2 separate regions of the Mus musculus genome follow, and region 2 is linked to region 1. A link is a loop called in an ENCODE intact Hi-C map of the cell type or tissue named here. Cell type or tissue: heart. All regions are shown on one strand.

The links. Peaks named below come from ENCODE experiments on the same cell type or tissue, not always from the same donor. Only the 100,000 strongest peaks of a DNase experiment are listed, where the experiment ranks them.
Region 2: it touches region 1 in a loop (2.0-fold over the local background); 3 of 42 quality-filtered maps call a loop at or near these places.

What each region holds. Positions count from the first base shown.
Region 1 is chr6:97,174,334-97,182,333 of GRCm38, reverse strand. Tmf1 (TATA element modulatory factor 1) reads left to right here and starts at 3,210. Exons shown (of 17, transcript NM_001081111.2): 1 at 3,210-3,452; 2 at 5,366-6,564. The coding sequence starts at 3,311. In heart, no CTCF peak of the experiment used is centred here; a DNase peak (open chromatin) is centred at 3,163; H3K4me3 peaks cover 2,506 bases; H3K27ac peaks cover 2,290 bases.
Region 2 is chr6:97,236,100-97,244,099 of GRCm38, reverse strand. It overlaps Lmod3 (leiomodin 3 (fetal)), which reads left to right. Exons shown (of 3, transcript NM_001081157.2): 3 at 5,229-5,568. The coding sequence ends at 5,255. Among named protein-coding and RNA genes, the nearest start is that of Lmod3, 13 kb to the left of the region's middle. In heart, a CTCF peak has its summit at 4,536 (motif pointing right); no DNase peak of the experiment used is centred here.

The DNA of each region.
Region 1 (8,000 bases):
GTGCCACTGAGGTTTTCAAGATCCCCCCTCTCCCTTCCCCCTCCCTCTTCCTTCCTCCCTCCGTCCCTCCGTCCCTCCGTCCCTCCCTCCCTCCCTTCCTTCCTTTTTCTTTTTTTAATAAGATAAGGTCTTATTGTGCAGTATAAGCTGGTTTTAACTTGTGACCCTCTTCCCCTGCCTCTTTCTGTACTGGATTATAATGTGTTGCAAAACAACACGCCTCCATCCCCCCCCCCCCTTTATTTTTTCAAGACCGGGTCTTACAATGTAGCTCTGGCTGTCCTGGAACATACTATGTAGACAAGGCTTGCCTGAAACTCAGATCTGCCTGCATTTGCCTTCTAAGAGCTGAGTCTTTTTAAAGGTGAAGATTATTAACACTGAGTGCCTCCTTCTTAAAGATGCTGTAATAAAAGGCAACAATATTTTCATCATAAAACTTGGAAAATAACTTTGAAAGGTTTCTGTCATTGGCCCAGTGCTGTGCATTTAGAAGTATTGAGACAGGAATTCTAATAGGCCTCAACTCCTTACATACTCAGCTAAGCTCTTTGAAAGGAATTGGGCTATTTAGTACAATTACACAACTTGTATAGTTACCAGGAATTAGTATAATGTGCAAAGATAGTTTTCCTGTGGATCTATATACTTTATGTACATGCACATGAGTTGAAACCCTGTGCTGACAGAGTGATGTTTGAAGACTCGGGGCTTCTAATAAAGGTAGTAATATACTGATAAGCAAAATTAAAGTTAAAGCACAGGGCTTGCAAAATCTACCAGAGCAGGCAAGGCCTGCGATACTCTCTGCAGAGAAGTCAGGGTCCAAGGACAAATGTATTAAAGTTAGAGGACATAAGACCCTTTGGAACCTCCTTCAACCTTTTCACTACCATTTTTGCCACTCATAGCAACACATCCTACATGTTTCTTTTTATGAAAACCACTTCCTCCTCGCTTTCCTCAGCCTGTGACATTGGCATAGGGCACTCTTCAGCTTGCTAAGATTCTGGGGTGCCCTCGTCTTGTGGCTTTTCCCACTCTCAGGCTCTTCTTTTTTGCTTCATGATCTGGCTTTTCCTGTTTGCCTGATTTGCTTCACCCTCAGGCTCAGCTTTGTCTTCTGGATTTCCTTCTGTGACAACCCCCACTCCCCACTTCGTTCTTTTCAGGTACACATAGATCTTCGAAGAACTAGGACCTGGGTTCAACAGAAGCATCCTCTAGCCACAAGTCTGTCATTAACATGCTCAAAATTGCAATACTGTGGGATAAAGTTACTGGAAGATAACTTGCCATGGATATGAAATTTTTTGTTGTTAAGGAAAAGTCTTATAGCTTAGCTTCTTGCAGTGCAAAACAGATACTCAGGGAGCAGGCAGATAATGTGTTGTACAGAGCTCTTAGAATGAGTTGGCAGATACATGGAAAATTGTGTGAAAATAATTGTCAAAGGAAATTTTAGTTCAGTCATTCTTTGTCACTAGGTGACACCCGTGGAAAAAGGATTAGCACCCTATTAAGAGGTCTAAGGATGGTGCCATTGCCCTTTAAAACAGAATGTACATACTACCAAATGCCAGCTCTGAACCAGAATAGGGCTCTTAAGCCCTTTAGGATGCAACTAACCCTCCCTCCCTCCCTCCCTCCCTCCCTCCCTCCCTCCCTCCCTCCCTCCCTTCCTTAATTAGAATAGAGTCATTGCAGATATAATACAGAGGACCCAATCTGATAAGGTAGGCATCCCTATTAGAAGAGGTGAGAGGGATGTGGGAGGAAGATTAGACAATGGAGTGCTGTACCTGTACCCAGGGAACAAAAGGATTGACTGCAGACTTGAAGCTAGGAGAAGCATGGTGCATTCTCCATGAAGATTTCAGAGGGAGGACAGCTCCAGTGAACAACTTCAGACTTCTGGCTCCAAACCACAAAAGCATTTCTGTCATTTTAAGCCATCCTGTTAGTAGTTCTGGTAGTCCTAGGGAATGTTTTGGGGGATAAAATTACATTTCCCCTTTCCCTTCCGTCCCTCTAAACTTTTTCATAGACCTCTATTGCTCTCTCTCAAATTAAGTCTCTTTTATTAACTGTTAAGTATATAAGTGTGTATACATATGCGTTCTCAAATGCATTAATTAGTACAACCCTCAGTCTGTATGATGATTTCGGGGCTGCTCATTTGGTAGTGTGTAACCTTCCCAGGGGAAGATTTACCCCATTCCTAGCTTCGGCATTCCTTAAGTACCCGTGGTTCTTTGTGTAGGGTAGGAGTCTCTTTTCACAAAGGGCTAATGCTTGAATTAAATTTAGCCTTTAAATGCTGGTAGAAAATTTTTCTTTAGCATTATTAGAACCAAACCAAACAGCTGCTGACTGGACAAGGAAGGCCATCGACTTTAAATTTTCTCCCATGACCAAGTGTGGGAAAGAGAGCATACAAGCTGTATCTTTTAGGCAGTGTGCACAGTATGTACTGATGGGTTAATATTTTATTGCTTGCCAAGTGGCTTAACCCATCCAAACCGCTGTTACAAACTGCCATAAAGTGGCTGGCTCATAGGCTACAGAAACTTGATTTTTACTGTTCTTGTGACTGGGAGGTCCAAGACGAGCACAGCTGATGAGAGCCATCTATTTCTAGTTCATGGCTGGCGTGACCTTGGTATGTTATGCTTGAGAGGGCGTAGGCACCTCTTAATAGGGCATTCATCTCTTTCCCGTGGGTGTCACAGTCATCTCGTGACCCAGAAAGTTCCTTAAAGCCCCACCTCTTAACATAGGAGTGTGCTGATGAACGCCATTCAGATGACAGAATTAGGTTGAGAGGGAGGTGGTTTCATCTGTTAATGTTCCAGGACCTGGGGACCGTGCCCATCAAGTCAGGCATAGACATCCAGGCCAGGCGAGAACTGGCCAACTACTTTTTGAGTACCAAGATTAATAAGTGTGAGGCCTAGCCGCCGGGATTATAGCGAGGCACACGCGGCTCTGGTCGCTCCCGGAGGTCTGGGCCTCGGCGCAGATCGCGTCCCTCAGTTGAGAACGGCCATGAAGCCCAGAGGCGGCTGGTAACTAAGGGCTCCGCTCCGCTCCCGGATGTGGCTTCACGCTACCGCCTCCGTCCTTCCGTCTGGGCGGAACTCGGCTCCCGGATCTGGTGGTTGTGTACGTGGAAGGGCGGCGCATGCGCGGCGGGGCCCGGCTCAGCTGTGCGGAAGGCTCGCAGCGCCGCGCGGCCGCGGGAGGCGGTGGGGCCGGGGCCGCCGCTGAGGCCGCCGGAGCCGGCCGGAGCCGGCGCTGAGGAGGGGCCATGAGCTGGTTCAATGCCTCGCAGTTGTCCAGCTTCGCCAAGCAGGCCCTGTCCCAGGCCCAGAAGTCCATCGACAGGGTCCTGGACATCCAGGAGGAGGAGCCGAGCGCCTGGGCCGAGGCCATCCCGTACGGCGAGCCGGGTAAGCGGGTCCCGGGGTGTCGCGCCTGCCTGCCTGCCTGCTGTCGGACCCCAGTCCCGCACGCCTCGGCCCCGGTGCGGGTCCTGCTGACCTCAGGTGTCAGCTCGAGCTCTGGTCCTGGCCCCAGGCCCCTGACTACAGAGTCAGGAGCACAGCCCCAGATCCCCAATTGCTAGGCGTCTTCCGCCTTGGCGCCCTAGGTCCGAGCCTTGTAAATCCCCAGTCCCGGAGCCCCGCGGGAAGCGTTTAAGGAACACAAAAGACTTTGTTTACAAAAAGTTCACCGTCTCAAAACAACCCGAGTCAGGGATGGTAGACCCCGTGTTCTACAGAGGAGCTAACCGAAACTCAGAATGCATAACTTTCTCCAGGTGAGGCACAGTCTGTACGGGGCAGAGTCCCAAGAGAATTTGTGCTCCAAGAGTTCCCAACTGTAGCCCTTTTTGCAGCACCAGATCTTTCAGATGAACTGAAATTACTCTTTCCAGGATTATTCGGTTGCTTGTGTCTTTACGTCTAAGGGAGTCTGGAGCACTTTTCGTGTGTAGCAACAGACACTGGGGCAAACCTTTGGATGAAAGTTAACTGTGGTTTCTGGTTTTAGATGTACATTGTTGAAAACTCGGGACCTAAGTTGAATCATTGATAACGTAGTTTATGTATGACTGTAGATATATCGTGATCTTATTTCATTCTCTGTGGCACCTTGCTATTGGGAAGCTCGCCTTTTTGTGGTTGGACCCCAGAGCTGGAGTTACTAAACTTAAGATCAGATGTTTCAAATAAAAAGATACTCATTATCCCCCGCCCCGGGCGAAATCTGAGACATGGATAGTGCTGTATAATTTATTTTAGAGGGCAGGTTGTCTGAAATGGAATATGCTTTCTTGAATGCTATTTTCATTGATCATCTGTTGTGTTTTAGATTACAAAACAACATGGGTCTGAAGAATAGGAATAGTTTAAGTGGATGTGTGGTTACTATAATTTTGTACCACATTTTTCAAGAGGCAAAGTTAAACCCTGGTATCCGTGAGGATGCTAATTAGCTACCTCGAAGACCTAATCTTGCCTTAAGCTTTGTTTTCTGGTTTCACACACTGAACAAATAAATGTAAAACTCTGTTCCCAGTTCAGTTTCCCCAACACTCTTCATTCCTCATAGCTGTGGAATCACGTTAAGAGGCAGATTTTATTAAAGGGCTTCTTGAGTTGTTTTTTTTTTTTTTTTCTTCCTCAGGAAGTCTGTGTACCCTTTCCATAAGCTTCTAATTGCAGAGTTTTGGTAATTTTGCTATCTTAAAAAATGTGGAAAAAATAATTTGGGGTTTAAGAGAGGGGAACTTGCAGACTGGTCATTAAGTACATAAAAGTGAATTCATTCACTAGAACTCACTGTTCTCATCAGTTTAATTATGATTTTTGAAAAAGACTGTCTCTATTATCTCAGGTTAAGTTTTGAGCATTGCTGTCTGTTTAGTTTATAATGTTACAAGAATAAAATGAGCGTGTGGCTGGATAGTGCTGTGACTGCATGTGCCTGTTAGTGAAGATTTGAACTGTCTTTGTGAGATGAGCCATGTGCCTGGGATTTCACACTGGCTGTACAGCCTTGATCACTACTTTAAGCATGTATTCCGAGGGGCTAGCATACTTGCTTTGGCCTGGCAAAACCAAGTCTGGTCTTGTACTTGTTCCTGAGACTCTCATAGGTTGGCCCACACTGGTTTTATTCTTTAACGCCCAAAGTTAACCTGGAAACTAATAAAGTGATGCTGTAAGGAAAGAGTCTAACTTTTCCGAGTTACAGGGTGCAGTTCATAAATTCCCTTTGCTCCCACTTGATGACTGATGATGATTTAAATACGAATGCTAACATTCTTTACTTAATGAACTAATTTATTTTGTCAAAGGAATAAGTCCCCCTGTGAGTGGAGGATGGGACACTTCAACCTGGGGATTGAACTCAACAAGCAGCGAACCTCAGAGTCCCCCAACAGCCTCTCAAGCAATTACAAAGCCAGTTCGAAGGACTGTAGTAGATGAATCTGAAAATTTCTTCAGTGCCTTTCTCTCTCCGTCGGATGCCCATACCATTCAGAAGAGCCCAGTGGTATCAAAACCTCCATCTAAATCCCAGCGGCCAGAGGAAGAAGTGAAAAGCAGCTTACAAGAATCGTCATCTCCTGGCCAGTCCAGAGTTTCTGAGACAGCTGAAGTGAGAGACTCCGTGTGTGTTTCTGGAGAGACTTCAGCCGTGGGCACTCCCTCACCTGTACCTGAAGACAAGCATGAAGAAACGGCAGGTGAAGAGTCTGAGGTGAAGGTGCCCACTGTGAGATTGAAGGCGTCTGAAAACGTAGTTAATGTAAACACAACAGAAGATGTATCTACCACATCCACTCAGTCTCTCACGGCAGAAACGAAGGATATGGCTTTGGAACCTAAAGAACAAAAACACGAAGACAGACAGAGCAACACACCTTCTCCTCCTGTTAGCTCCTTCTCGTCGGGCACCTCCACCACTAGTGACATTGAAGTTTTAGATCACGAGAGTGTAATCAGTGAGAGCTCGGCCAGTTCGAGGCAAGAGACTTCGGATGCAAAGTCGAGTCTTCACCTCATGCAGACGTCATTTCAGCTCCTCTCTGCGTCTGCTTGTCCCGAGTATAGCCGCTTAGATGACTTCCAGAAGCTCAATGAGAGTTGCTGCTCATCGGATGCTTTTGAAAGAATAGACTCATTTAGCGTGCAGTCTCTAGATAGCCGGAGCGTAAGTGAAATCAACTCAGACGACGAACTGCCAGGCAAAGGCTATGCTTTAGTACCCATAATAGTGAGTCCTTCAACCCCAAAGACTAAAGTAGTAGAATCTACTGAAGAGAATGCTGAAGAAGAGGAAGGAAACGAGACATTAGTTGCGCCGTCTGAGGAAGCAGAATTAGAGGAAAGTGGCCGAAGTGCTACTCCAGTGAACTGTGACCAGCCAGATATATTGGCTTCTCCCACAGCAGGAAGTGGCGGGCACTCTGCCTCTGGACCGGCCACTGAGCAGTGTGAAGCTGTTGAAAACCAGCCAAAAGCACCGCCAGAGAAAGAAGATGTTTGCAAGGTAACTACAGAGTAGAAGAGGGCATTGGGGTATGTTTCAGAGTTACAGATGTTTTCGTGGATGTGTGGTGATTTGAAAAAGTAGATGTTTGATCATTTAATTGTAGCAGTTACGGACTTTAAAATGAGTAATTATGTTAAATTACTTGAAGTTCTTGCAAAGCAACTATGGTAGACTTAAGTAGATATTATATAAAAGCTTAGTGTTTCCATTTTCCATCTGTATTGCTGCGTCCTTATCACTTTAACATTCTTTGATGCTCTGTTCATCTTTCTGACAGTTTGCAAAGGACTGTTTAAGTCACAATGTGTTCTCCTGAAGATAGACATGGAATATCAATCTGAATGTTACCACTTTTATATCAAAGTGTTTTGCATATGTATCCTATTTATGGGAAATTTTAGATTTTATCGTTTTGGTTTTATATGAATACTGTAGATGCTTTCCTGTGTTTACTAGTCTAATGTTGATGTTTCATTGACATAACAGGTATACTTCTTACAGTGCTTTGGCGTGCCTTTTCCTTACGTTACTTTGCTATCTGTTTTTAATAGCTATCTTATATGAATGAGAAAATGAAATGGCCAGGGAGCAAAAGTAAAACCTGGGAATGACCAGTGACTTCTCCCTAATACATACAAGAGAGAATGGTGTCCATTCTTAATGTTAGACCACAGCGCTGCTTTCTCCTGAGTCTTAGACATTGAATAGGAGCTAACATCTCTAATAGGCTTCTGAAATGTATATATAATGTGGAGAAATGTGTGTGTGTGTGTATATATACGTATATATATATATATATATATATATATATATATAAATAAATAAAAGTGGAGAAATGTATATAACGTGGAGAGATGTATATAACATGTGGAGAGATGCATATAACATGTGGAGAGATGTGTATATATAACATGTGGAGAGATGTGTATATATAACATGTGGGGAGATGTGTATATATAACATGTGGGGAGATGTGTATATATAACATGTGGAGAGATGTGTATATATAACATGTGGAGAGATGTGTATATATAACATGTGGAGAGATGTGTATATATAACATGTGGAGAGATGTGTATATAACATGTGGAGAGATGTGTATATATAACATGTGGAGAGATGTATATATAACATGTGGAGAGATGTCCTGTGAATGCTCATTTTGCCTTAGTTAACATTTTTGAAAGTAGCAGGTTCCGTGCCCTGGGTTTCATACTGTTCAAGAACAAAATGCCATGCTGTAGTTTTGAATGAGCAGCAGCAGCAGCCATAGAGTACATGCTGGTATTTTGAATCCCCCAAAGGCATCACTAGTTACTGTTCATGTTTTCAGACTCCTTAGGAAGGTAAGTGATTTTTAGTCTGTTCTGACTCAAGACAAGACCTTTTTTTTTTTTTAAAGATTTATTTATTTTATGGATGTGAGTACACTC
Region 2 (8,000 bases), 62 kb before region 1:
GAAGCTTAACAACGGCAACCCATAAAATTAGAATCTCAACTGTTCAAAACACACCTGCCAATCATTGGACCTGGGAAATCTCTAAAGCACACGTATTTCTCTCTTAGACTTAGAAATATTATTTTTATGTATTATTAAGAATATCCCCATAATCAGTTTGAATTTTTAATTTTTGTTTACTTTAATGCTTATTCTCTCAGTACCACATGCTCCTGGTCTGGGATCCCAGATGGGAATGAACAGCAAAAAATAAATAAATAAATAAATAAATAAATAAATAAAAGGAAAATCTGTACACTTTGCTCAAATGCTACATACTACAAGAAACAGCCAATTCAATTCAGTTTGAGAGAGATACCCTCTCCAGGTCACATGCTGAAAACAGGTAGCTACAAACCAGACTTCAGGCCTACTTTAATTGGACAAGGTATTATTTTATAAGTTCTAAATATCCCAGAAAACATGCAAATATTTGGCACCACTGAAAGAATAAACCCAGCCATGTAAAACTTGCATGTACATGTCATAAGTGGGGTGTGTGTGCATTGTGTGTGTTGTGTTGTACTGGGAATTGATCTCAGAGCTTTGCACATGCTAGGCAAATGTTCTCCGCCAGTTCCTTCTGCATTGTGGCCTCTCTGTGGGCTGTGGCCCCTCCAGTTTTTCTTATGCTGACTGACCTCCAATCATCTTGCTTCATTCACATTTATTGTTTCCTGAAGAATTCTTTAAGAATTGCTCTTGTTTTTTAATGTCTTCTCCAAGAAAGTGCATTCCTTAGATAAAACCCTATGAGTTGAGTTAATAGCTGTCAATAACTCTGACACCAACACATAGCAAGTTTTCCCCCTCCCCCACAAATGCACATTTTCTTTTTTTTTTTTCTTTCTTTCTTTCTTTTTTTTTTTTTTTTTTTTTTTTGGTTTTTTGGTTTTTTGAAACAGGGTTTCTCTGTGTAGCCCTGGCTGTCCTGGAACTCACTCTGTAGCCCAGGCTGGCATCAAACTCAGAAATCCACCTGCCTCTGCCTCCCAAGTGCTGGGATTAAAGGCATGTGCCACTACTACCCGGCTCTTTTTTTTTTTTTTTTTAAGATTTACTTATTTATGTATATGAGTACACTGTTGCTGTCTTCAGACACACCAGAAGAGGGCATCAGATCCCATTACAGATGGTTGTGAGCCACCATGTGGTTGCTGGGACTTGAACTCAGGACCTCTGGAAGAGCAGTCAGTGCTCTTAACTACTGAGCCATCTCTCTAGCTCCATTTTCTTTAATCTACCTTAGAAATGTTTATGACTCACTTACCATCTACCATAACAGAGAAACCTTTGTACTTTTCACTGAGATAAGAGTCCATACATGTGGCGCTCGAGCCATCAAGGGTACTATAGATAGCATGCACTCTACTCCATGCTGGGCTGACCTGCATGGGTAGACTGCTCCCAGCCAAGTCAGAATTGGAATAGCATCAATCACCAAGCTTTCCCTCCAGAAAGACTTGAGTTTGAGAGCATCACGTGCAACCCCAGCTCACCAGAGCCACCGTAGCACACCAGCAACTTTAAGATAATAGAACTTAATCAAGGCCAGTTACCTTCGGATACTTCAGGGTACTACAAGTGTCTTCCTCAGCCTGTTCTCAGGCCAGGCTCCTCTGTGTAGGCTGTGCCATGTTGTTCCCCATCTCGGTGGCCTTTGGTGAGCCCACCTTCTCACACATTCTTCTTTAAAAGTCCTGGACTTATCTCCAGTAACTTTTTACCTACTTGAAAAATAAATAGAACCAGAAGAATAGACAAGTGCTGACGCCTTCCCCTAACATCAATACGGAAGGTTTTGTTTTGTTTTTGTTTTTTTACATACAATTTTTCTAAAATCTATTACCAGAATCTCATATATATTTCTGGGCTCTTTCCTAGAATTTCGGTTCAGATGGTCTTAGATGGGGAATTCCCCCTCTGCCCAATTTCTAGTGATATTGATGGTGCTTATTTGAGGCACTATAGTTTGATGAAAACAACTTTATGGCATTCTTGGGACACTATAGCCTCAAATGATCTCTTCTTCTATCCATTAGAATTGATACAAGTCCCAAGTTTACTTCCAAGTCTACTACTTCCTAGACACAAAATCAAGCCAGCAATAGTGTCCATCCTATATCTTTATCTGGAACCACCTTCATCTGGAACTTCTTTTATACCATCTATCACAATCTGCTTCAGGGTTAAGGTCCTTTTGGACCGTTTATATCTCTCAAGTTCCTTAATGGGTGTCTTTTTCTCTCTATTCTGGATACTCACTGAGGTGTTGGTCCACAGTCAGATTCAAGATAACATCTTTTTTTTTTTAATCGTTTTTTTGAGACAGGGTTTCTCTGTATAGACCTGGCTGTCCTAGAACTCACTTTGTAGACCAGGCTGGCCTCAAACTCAGAAATCTGCCTGCCTCTGCCTCCCAAGTGCTGGGATTAAAGGCGTGCACCACCACGCCCGATTCAAGATAACAACTTAAATAACCACCACTAAAGTACATTTTACAATCCTGCCATATCTTCCTCTCTCTCTCTCTCTCTCTCTCTCTCTCTCTCTCTCTCTGTGTGTGCACTCTATATAAGGCTGCATGTGCTCATACATCCCAAATACACTTTAAAAATACTAACCTAATGAGTTAAGCAGAAAGGAACCCCTACTAATAACAGGAATTGATTTTCTCCTGTTTGTGATCTTGATATTTTAACCTTTAATTAAAATTTGTTGTTGCTGTTGTTACTGTTTTAAGTAGCAAGGCTAGTCTTGAACTCCTGTTTCTCCTCTCTCCACCTCTGAAGTCCTGAGGGTACAGGTATGTGCCACTACACCCAGCTCAAGTTTGAGTTTTTGCAACATCAAAGCCAGTCATCTTTTCCTTGGTTTCTGCTTGCTCTGCTGAGAAATGGTCGCTCTAATGACTAAACATGTCTTCCTCTCTCCTTGCAACTTTATTTAAAAGGCTCAGGCTTTTCACAGAATGTTTACTGCTGTGGATAAATTAAAGGGTTAAACTTTAGAAAATAAGTTGGTGCAAGATCTCTCCTTTATCATTCTTTTCCAGGCAGGTAATGAAGATTCAGTGTCTTGTCCCTTTATCCCTTGCTCTGAGCTCCCAGCTTATTTGGAACATGGTATTATGGGTCTGGTTCCTATAATGGGCCAAAGCTACATTTTGCTTTAAAAAATTTTTTTTTAGATTTCTTTATTTTTATTTTATGTGCATGCATGTTTTGTTTGTATGTGCACCACACATGTACCTGTTACCTGCAGAGGTCCTAAGAGGGCATCAGAACCCCTGGAACTGGAGTTGCTCATAACTGTGAGCTACCATATGGGTGCTGGGAACCGAATCTGGGTCTTCTCCTCAAAAAACATATGCTCTTAACTGCTGATCCATCTCTATAGCCCCACTTTGCTTTTTAAAATGTTATTTATTTAACCTCCACATACATGTTTAAACACATACAAAGATCATACTATTTTAGCTCTTGCTTGCAGGTTTACAAATTACTTAAAGCATTCCATGTAGTTTTTAAAATCCCATTGCTCTTAATTATTGGTGTTTTTCATGGGTAAACCCTACCCAGACACAGCCACCCCCTTCCTCTTGAAGTCTGACACCAGAAGTGCAGAGGATCAGAGGTACATGGGGACTTTCCTTGGCCTGAAGAGGATATTGAATGTCCCCTCAGGAGGGCAGGGCACTGTGAAACATTCCTCTCCAGAGGACATGGACAAAGAACTGACTGCAAGCAGAACCCACAAGGGCTCGTCACACTGACAGGTGCACATGGGCAGGGACGAGGAAAAACATGCTCAGCTGTTAACAAACTTCAAGCGTCTTAGCACTGTCAGCATCTTCTGAAAATGCACACACGATGGATGCTCGAGTCACCTCCTAAGGCAGAGCACCACTTAAACCTCTTTAAGGACTGGCTGGACTTGAACTTGAGGCTGTTGCTATGCAACAGAAGCTGAATGTCGATCTTAGAGTTGGGCAGATGTGACTCATTTGTAGTTATTTTGTCCTTGTGAAGTTTACCTAGATACAGTTTACTTTCTTTTTGAAAAATATATTCTGTTTTTAAATGTTACTGAAATATTAGAAATGTGCTTTGAGAAGGATAGGCTGTGTGTGTGTGTGTGTGTGTGTGTGTGTGTGTTTTCATGTCAGGGGTCAAACTCAAGCATCATTCCTTGGGAGCTATTTACCTTGGTTTGTGAAACAGGTCCTCTCACTGGCCTGATAAGCTTGATAAGCAGAGGCTGGCCAAGGAGCCTCCTGAGTCAGTGTGTCGATCTCTCGAATGCTAAAACCGTGAGCAGGTGCCATCACGCCTGGCTTTTTAATGTTGTCTGGAGACATCTAATTCATTTGCCACTCAAGCACTTTACTTACGAAGCTATCTCCCCCTCAGCCCCTAGAACATATATAATTTTTCATTATATGTAGATGCTTGTGTGTGGCTATGTGCATGTGAGTGTAGGTGCTTGGAGAGGCCACAAGAGGGCATCAGATCCTCTGGAGCTGGAGTTTCAGGGAGTTGTGAGCGCCTAATGTGGGTGCTGGGAAGCAAATTCTGGTCGTCTGCAAGAGCTGTTTTTAACAGCTGAGCGTCTATCCAGCAGTTCTAGCCTTGTGACCTCAGGGAAGTCATGTCTGCACAGAGCTCCTCCTCCTCCTCTTCCTCTTCCCCTATCTTCCTCTTCCTCTTCCTCCTCCTCCTCCTCCTCCTCAAAAGGCTGGTGTAGGACAAACACAGTGAAAGAATTAGTTTTTTTCCTTTTGGTTTTGTTTTTTAAAGTAATTGTCCCTGTTTATCGCTCACTCCCCTTATATAACTTGATCTTTTAACACTATGGACTGGAAGCTCTTACTGTCATTTTACAGTGGAGGAAAGCGATACTTAGCACCCACCAAGCAGCGCGTAAACTCTTGGCACCAGGCTTTGAGCTTCCCTTGTTTCTGTGGTCCATTTCCCCACAAGCCTTGGATTGGTAAATGCCCAGTAACAGTGGCTTTGGTTCTTTTGCCTCTGTGGTGATTTTGGAGAGCAATGCAGCCAATATTTCTAACGTCTTCTGCATCCACCAAGACATGTATGATTTATGATTTTTTGCTTTACAGCTCTTACATTTCCAGGATTCATTTTTTTCTTCTTCTTCTTCTTCTTCTTCAAATGCTTAAAACGCAGGTGCAACTGCCAAAGGAGCTGGAGTAAGATGAGCAGAGTCACCTAGAACAGCAAGCTCAGAGCTGGAGGCCATTTCACGAACAGTGCAGGCGACGGACCTGGGGCCGTGGCTCCAGCCAGGCTGAGGATGGTTTGGGCTGTGAGAAGACACAGGCCCAAGAGAAAAGGGAAGGATGCAGAACACCCATGTTCACAGACAACACGTTCTTCTTCTCAGAGTTTGACTGCCTTGCCTGAAAATTGTAGCGTTGTGCTTCTAGAAGCAGAAGCTAACCTCGTTTGGTAAACCCTTTACTATTGTTTTCTTCTAGTGAGTGACAATAAATATGAAGGAAGTGTTAACTGTCGAGCCCCCTTTCATTTTTTTCCTCCTCCCATCTCCTCTGTCATCACTGCATGACATCTAAAAGGGAATAAATGTGAGGTGAGTGCCTGCCAGGCCTTCTGCAGTTTTTTGGAATAAAGGACTCTTGGCTAGTTCTTGGAGAACCAGTGAAAATCCCTCCTCTCACTCTGCTCGTTATTGGTCTCACAAAATACCCAACAAAAGCCACTTAAGGAGGGAAGGATTTACTGTGGTTCATGATTTGAGGGTGTAGTTTATCATGGAGTCCCAGGTAAGGCACAGCAGCAGGAGCCTAAGGCAGCTGGTCCCATTGGTCACAGGAGGCAGAGGGAGATGGAGATGGTATTCAGTGACATCCTCTCGTGACATTCAGTCTAGGACCCTAGGCCAGGGATGCTGCCATCCACATTCAGGGTTCATCTTCTCTCCTCAGTTCAGCCTCTCTGGAAAGTTCCCCAAGATGTACCCACAGGTGAGTCTCCTAGGTGATTCTAAATCCAGGCAAGCTACCAGTGACAATTAGTCAGCCTGAACTCTGCTCAGCATCTCCTTGCTGACTCCCTGATGTCTTGAAGTAGTCTACTGCTACAGGTGTCTATGAGGAGCAAAGCGTGCAAGCAACAGGCTGTGGGGAAAGCAAAGTGTGACCAGAAAAATTCAGGAGAAAAGCAAACCCTTCATACATACAAATACCCTGCTGTGATTCTGAACTTAGGGACAGCGACAGACAGCATGTTGTTTTAGATAAAAATGTGGGGGTGATAAATAATACAGTAATTGGCAGTTTTTACACACACAGACACACAGACACACACACACACAGACACACACACAGACACAGACACACACACACACACACACACACACACACACACCTGAGTCTCTTTAGAACCCTTCTAAAGGAGGCATGTCTACAGGATTAAATCCCTCATCCTCTGCTTCAGGATACTCTATCACCAGGCCCTGGTGAGCCAATCCATTCTCTTCCCTTGAAAGTCTTAAGTTGCTCCTGACAGAACATCCGTCCATCCTCCTACACATGCAGTGTAGCTGTCCTCTTTGACTTTTCCGTAGAAAAGTCCAAGACATCCACCATCTATGAAGGTCCTGTCCAATCTCCCAACCACATGGCAGGTCCTATCCCTTCTGTTTTAGCATTCCCAACAGCTCCAAGCCCTTTCCTTCCCTCCTTCCAAGTTTCTGCGGTTCTTAGCATTATAGTTAGGAGATGCACAGAATTTAAGATACTGTAATAAAATCTCTAAGATAGTGAACTTTTTTTTTTTTAAGTAATGAAAATACAGGAATTGGGAAATCAAGTTTTGGTGACTTTCTGGGTTCTTTGGTCTTTTTGTTTGTTATGCTTTGTTTTTCTAGACAGGGTTTCTCTGTGTAGCCTTAGCTGTCCTGGAACTTGCTCTGTAGACCAGGCTGGCCTTGATCTCGTGGATCTGGCTGTCTCTGCCTCCTAAGTTTTCAGATTAAAAGCTTGTACTACCACCCTGTCTTGTCTTGTCTTGTCTTTTCTTTTCTTTTCTTTTCTTTTCTTTTTTGTACTTTCTGTTTTCTTACCTGAAAAAGAAAGCAACACCTCCCTTCTCTTTCCTTTTAATAATCATAGATGATGTATCACAGGCAAAGAGGGCTGGGAGAGAATCTCTCTAATGCAGTGGTTCTCAGCCTTTCTAACGCTGCTGTGACCCTTTAACACAGTTCCTCAAGTTGTGACACGCCCCCCCCCCCTTCCCCGCCAGAGGGCAAACCTACTCCATCTTGGAACCACCCTCATCTTAAAAGAAAAACAGAAAGCCTGAGAACTTGACCTGCAGCTAAACCCAAGTACCAGGAAGGACCCCATGGCTTGCCCTTGGCCAGAGTTCCTCCCTAGCTTCTTCTTAGCAACAGTTAATCAAAGCTTAGTCTGATTGTTTCAGACGTACTTTCAGACCCTTCCTGACTGTATACCTTCTTGCTTCAGAGCACCCACCTGTTGGCTTAATATAGGCATTCAGTTAGATGCTTACCAGGATGGAAACCTGCCCCCCCACCCCCAGCTTGCTCCCATTTTCCTATAAAACCTTGTCTCAATGAGAGTTCAGGGCTGCTTTACATTGAAGTCGGCTCTTTCGTGGTCTTTTGGGGTTCATAAAATCTTCCTGGCACAACACTCCAACTATAAAATTAGTTTTATTGCTATTTTATAACTGTAATTTTGCTACTGCTGTGAATTGTAAAGTTAAACCTGTGTTTTTGGATGGTCTTGGGCCACCCCTGTGAAAGGCGTCAAGACCCACAGATTGAGAACCGCTGCTCTAGTGGAACAAACTAGAAACAGTTCATCGTAGGAAGAACAAATTATGAAAAAATTCTGGACTTTCTGGTTTGGTTTGGTTTTGGTTTTAAAGATAGAGAATACAAAAGTGGAC